Linked DNA regions of Homo sapiens: region 1 is linked to region 2. The links are chromatin loops, found by intact Hi-C in ENCODE. Cell type or tissue: A673. All regions are shown on one strand. Each heading gives the region's core, and the rest is flanking DNA. Links, peaks and the distances in the headings are about the cores only.

Region 1 (2,917 bases), core at 129-2,628, 590 kb after region 2:
CCATAGTGTAACTAACAGAACTATGGATAATTGGGATTTTACTCAATAATTTAAGAAACTCTTAAATCTCAGGTAGTCAGCGCTGCCTCAAGGCAAATGCAAGGGCGACTGGTAGTCTTCATGATTAATGGGTGAGACAATTAGCAATTACTACTTTGTTCTTTAATTGTCCAAGAACAGCAGGATTCTCCAGAAGCACAGCAAAAAGCGCAGTAGGGTGCCTTTGTTTAATAGGCAAAGCTATGACAATTGGGACTGAGCATTTTAACTGTCCAACAAAAGACGGGTTGTCTGCGACCCCCTGCTGAATGCAAATGGGGTTCAGAGTGCTGTCTAATCCAATGGGTAGGATTATTGGCAATTAGAATTTTACTCAATGCAAAGAGTTTTAGGTGGCCAACACAGTACACAAGAAAAGATCACTACTCAAAATTGGGACTGTGACTACAGAAGCAATGACAGAGAAATGGTTTCTCCTTTAAGGGCAGGGGATCGAGAAAATGATAAGTAACTCAAATTGTGGGCAATAATGCTCTGATAGAAAGCTCTCAATTGACATTCCCTAACTTCAACGTACCGAGTAAGGAAATTCTTTGTCCTGAGATCACAGACAAATGGGATTGTATGCATTAACTGAAAATGGTCAAGGAGTCAGTACTGAAGATCAGCAATGCCAAGGGTAAACGGAATATCCCAGTATAATAGGATAAGCAATGGACAACTTATTTTGAGCACTGAATCAATGAAAATTAGAGTGACTTTCGAGAGAAGCTGGGCGGGACTGAGGAACTAGGACTGGGACTGGGGCTAGGGCTGGGGGGTTAGGGGACTGGGGCTGGGGCAGGGCTGGGGCGGGGTGGGAGTAGGGCTGGGGCTAGACTAGGGGTTTGCTGGGAGCAGGGCTGGGGAGGAACTGGATGCTAGGCAGGCAGGATACAACGAAAAATTGAAATACTCCAATATAATAAGTCTGAATAGAGGACACCAGACCACAGCAATTCAAGTTTCCTGTCTGATAAGTAGGTGATTAGTCAATTAGTGCAGCATCAAGGATGGGAACAAAGCAAGGCCTGGACCTGTGTAAACCTTCAAACACTCTTTTTTACATTAGGTCATGAAGTTAAATTTTTTACTGTTTCTGTGCTACAGACTCTTCAAAGGAAAATAGTTAAGTCAATTTCAAAGAAAATGACCAGCACATTTTTAAAACATTAGAAATGATTTGACTTTGACTATCTACTGCCAAAAAAAGGTTAAGGAATTTGTAATGAGAAGCTAAAAACTTTAAGGAATTTTAAGGAACTCAAAACAAAAACTCATTAAATGTAATTAAAGTGAATTCTACAAATAAAGCCTCTTAATACATTTCTATAATAGTCACTTAAGACTTAAATTCAAACACTAGCAAACCACAAAATCAGACTGTATGACTGACATCCAAAAGATAAATATAAATCAAAATCCGACCCCAGCATTAGCCAAGGGGTAGGTGTTCCTCTTGAGGAAGGCAGGAATTCCTCTTCTGCCACCTGTTGGCCAACGATCATCTGTGATCCATTCTGGTCCTTGCCACGGCTCACCACCATGTCCACACCAAGCAGGCCTGGAGCACTGCCCATGGCAACAGTGCAGTGCAGGGCAGACCAGAGGGGGGTAGGGGGGTAGGGGGGTAGGGGGGTGGGGAGGTGGGGGGTGGGGGGTGGGGGTGGGGAGTTGGGGGGGTTGGGGGGTGGGGGGGGAGGTATACTTAGCCTTAGGTGAGGCACCAATACAGAGGAATGGAGGGAGGTTCAGACCACACAGCCAGATATCCAGCACTGCAAGAGGCAGCACTGGACAGGAGGGGACAAATAAGAGGGGACAGAGGTGGAAAGGCTAAATGTCCTTGAAAAGACCTTGAAAACACCTGGTGTACCGCCCACTGGGAGACATACACGTGGCCCCTCCACTTCTTTCTCCTGACTGGCTAAAGACAGCTGCGAAGTGCCATGCTAATTCACCCAGGTCTTCGCTGAGTAGCTGGACAGTGTGTCATCAGTCTAATTCCATCTTCTGCTCTAATTGGCTGTGATCAATTCCACCCCCATTTCTAATTGGTTGGGTTATGCAGCAATCCAGCACTGTCCATCCCACCTTTTCTCCCGCTCTGCGTGGCACTAGGCGGCAAAACCCGCCATCTTTAACAATGCGGCAAGCCCGCCATGATGTCCACGTGACAAAAGCCATGATATACATATGACAACGCCTGCCATATTGTCCCTGCGGCAAAACCCAACACGAAAAGCACACAGCAAAGACAAAGAGGCCCGCCATGTTTTACACTGCGGCAAGACCTTCAGCCGCCATCTTTTCCTGTGTGACCGCACATGTCCACCACCATGCTAACCACTTAACAAAGCCTCGCCCATCATGATGTGGCCTTCCCGCCACTTGAACACTGCGACAGAACTGGATCCGCCATTTTGGACAACCTAACAAAGCACAGCCCGCCATGCTGAGCAATGCCGCAATGTCAAAATCGCCATTTTAAGCCCTGCACCTTAGTCTTTCCTAACCTTCCATTTTTAACTAGTCCCTTGTACTGATAAAAGATGATTCTTACTGCCTCCCGATACAACAATCACGCAAAGCTCCTAACAAGCCCCAAATCAATTCATTCAGATAGGTTTAGCTCATGCAATGCACATGACTTCCTCTGCCTGACCTGCTATCATCCATCTTGCCTCCCTAGTTTAACTTAGCACAAACGACTAGCCCTAAGCCGAGTTATGCGGCAAGTCTAAAATGGCGGCCACTTTTCCTCCACAATCTGAACACGCCCTTAGCTTAACTGCAGAGTCATTCTCTGCCAAAGCGGTAGGTACACTCACACACCACCAAATGATCAGCAGCAAAAAAAAGTGTAGATATTCCAGAG
Region 2 (2,917 bases), core at 130-2,629:
AGTTTACTTTTTAATGCATATGAGTCAATCCATAAACAACAATATCCAATTAGTCCTAAAAATTTCCTGAGTTTTTGTTTAGTTTGGGGCAGGGGTAGGGAAACAATTTCCTCCACTCTTTCAGGTCCTATTTTTCATTTACCTGCACTGATTAGGTGGCCTAAGTATTTAACTTCAGGTTCTACATACTGAAGTTTCCCTTTTGAGACCCGCAAACTCTCACATTGCAAGTGATTGAGAATGTGTGTAGAGAAGTCACCTACTCCTTTTATGTCTTTACCAGATATAAGAAGATCATCCATGCACTGAAGCAGACGTATTTGTTTAGGGACTGTAACTTTCTCTAGTACTTGTTCTAGGATCTGACCAAAGAGGTTGGGGGAGTCTGTGAACCCCTGGGGCAAGACTGTCCATCGATATTGTTGTCTCTGCCCCGAATAGGGGTCTTCTGACTCAAAAGCAAATGTATCTCGGCTATCCTCAGCCAAGGGGCATGCCTAGAAGGCATCCTTCAGATCTATCACTATAAACCATTGATGATAATATGGAATTTTGCTAAGAATGGTGTAAGAGTTAGGAACACTGGGGTGAGTGGTCTGGACTGTTTGATTAATAGCTCTAAGGTCTTGCATCAATCGATATGACCCATCTGATTTCTTGACAGGCAGGATTGGGGTATTGTAAGGAGACATACAGGGTTCAAGAAGCCCATCTTTAATGAGACCCTCAATTACAGGCTTTAGCCCTACTCTGCCCGTTAAAGAAATGGGGTATTGCTTTCTCCTTACTATTTCCCCAGGGGTTTTTAGTTTGATATATATTGGAGGGATTTGGAGTTTCCCTCTATTTCCTTCCTTTGACCAGATATCAGGATGAATATATTTCTCATCCTCAGCAGCAAGTAAATGTAGTGAAGTGAGGAATCCTTTAGGGCCCACTTGAAGGCCTATGCCTAGATTTAACACTAGGTCCCTTCCTAATAAATTAGTTCCTGCTTCAGGAATTAATAAAAATTGAATATGGGTAAATCGATCTTGATATCTGACTTCTGTGCTTTCTAAAATTTTTGCCTTAAATCCTTCTCCTTCTACCCCAGAGATGAAAAGTTCTTCTGAAGAGCAGGTGAGACCAGGTGGAGGGAAACAGAGGAGCGTGAAGCCCCTGAATCAACTAGAAAGGTGATAAATTCAGGTTTAGACCCCACATCCAAATTTATCAAGGGCTCCTGGTGGGACTCAAAATAAAAGAGGTGGAGCCCCCTGACTCCCCTATTGTTCCTCAAAAGTCATGAGTGTGAAAGTTTCTCTCTCTCTCTCTAGTGCAGGACACTCCCTCTTGAAGTGGCCTGTTTTTCCACATTGGTAACATATATCTTGTCCTTCTCCCTTCTCAGTCTTAGCATTCTCTGCCCTTGCCCCCCTATACCCCTTAGGGGGCTTATTAGTTGAAGACCTCAGCCCTCCAGATGGAGGCTTGGGCCTTCTTAAGAATGATCTAGGCCCCTTATCATCTCTGGCCCCTTGGAAGCCCTGCTTAGAGATATATGGATTTGGAGCCATCTGCTGGAAGGTAGGTAACATAAGTTTTGTCTTTTGTTTTTGTTTTTCCTCATCTCTTCTGACATATACCGTTTGAGCCTCCCTAAGCAGTTCACTCAGGGGACGGTCCTCCCAATTTTCTATTTTTTAAATTTTCTTGAAATGTCTGGCCAACTTTTAGTAACAAAATGAAGTTTTAACATTCCCTGTCCAAGGGGATTTTCCAGATCAAGGCCTGCATATTGTCTCATTTGCTCCCTCAATCTAAGAATCTAGCATGTCCCTCATCTTTTTCCTGTTGAATATCAAATGCTTTAGAAAGATTTCAAGTTCGGGGTACTGATATTCGAATTCCTTTTGTTATTACCTCCCTTAGATCCTGCATGTTTTCCCAGTGATTTGCATTGTTATTGTCCCACTGAGGGTCGTGGGCGGGAAATTCATGGTCCACAGGAGGAACATTTTGACCCGGAGGGTGCTCACGTTCCCAGACTGCCACAGCAGCCCTCCGAATCATACTTCGTTCTTCCCCTGAAAAGAGGATGCCCCTGATGGACATCAACTCAGCCCAAGTGCCTATGTCAGGCCTTAAAAATTGATCAATTTGATCTGCTACTCCATAAGGGTCATCCAGTAATGGCTTAAGCTCCTTTTTTAAATTCCGGACCTCTGAACTAGTTAAGGGAGCGTTTACAAAGCCAACAGCCCCTCTGCCTTGCGGTACCTCTCTAAAAGGAAAGAAAGTTGGATCTGTCTCTTTGGGTGTAGAGGGAAATACAAAGTTTTGAATATCTTTTTTTACATTGCTCTATTTCACATTGAAGCCCCTTTAAAGATAGATTGGGAGGGGGCAGGCTCACATGACGGTAATTCTGCAGAGTCGGTATTATAAGGGGGGGGGAGGGTGAAATATGAGCAGAAGTATCACAAGCAAAGGAGGGATCCACAGCAGCAGCTGGGAGAATCGAACAGGCTGAGGCGCTGCCTGAAACAGCTGGGAAGTAACCCACAACGGGAGCCAGGGGGACGGCACACGCTGGGGCGTGACCTGACACGGGGACAGGAGGGGAGTGTTAATTTATTAATTGGATTACTGGCTTCAAGATGGAGCTCTTCAAGGAAGAAGGCCAGGAAGACTTGCACTTTCTAGAGCCTAATAAGCAGGCACAACTGGAAGGCAAAACAGATTCCCAATCAGTGTCCCATTTTCATACTGGATCCTGTATTCCCAAAAGAGAAACTCTATGGAACACGACAGTGCAATAATTTTACTGTGTATTTTATTGCAAAGTAACCCAAAGCCAATTAGCCCACTTTGTGATCAGCACATCCTCCCATGGGAGTCATCTCTCAGCAGACGGTGGGGACATTTCCATATT

Evidence for each region. Hi-C counts contacts between places; a loop is a spot of excess contacts. Peaks named below come from ENCODE experiments on the same cell type or tissue, not always from the same donor. Only the 100,000 strongest peaks of a DNase experiment are listed, where the experiment ranks them.
Region 1: it touches region 2 in a loop (3-fold over the local background); 1 of 110 quality-filtered maps calls a loop at or near these places.

Annotation. Positions count from the first base shown.
Region 1 is chrX:73,849,035-73,851,951 of GRCh38, forward strand. XIST (X inactive specific transcript) reads right to left here. Exons shown (of 6, transcript NR_001564.3): 1 at 1-2,917. Among named protein-coding and RNA genes, the nearest start is that of XIST, 2.2 kb to the right of the region's middle. RefSeq lists enhancers at 1,805-1,854, 2,285-2,534, 2,398-2,899. In A673, for the core only: a CTCF peak has its summit at 1,507 (motif pointing left); DNase peaks (open chromatin) are centred at 257, 1,537 and 2,267; H3K4me3 peaks cover 1,360 bases; H3K27ac peaks cover 412 bases.
Region 2 is chrX:73,261,650-73,264,566 of GRCh38, forward strand. No RefSeq gene overlaps it. Among named protein-coding and RNA genes, the nearest start is that of NAP1L2, 48 kb to the left of the region's middle. In A673, for the core only: a CTCF peak has its summit at 1,556 (motif pointing left); no DNase peak of the experiment used is centred there.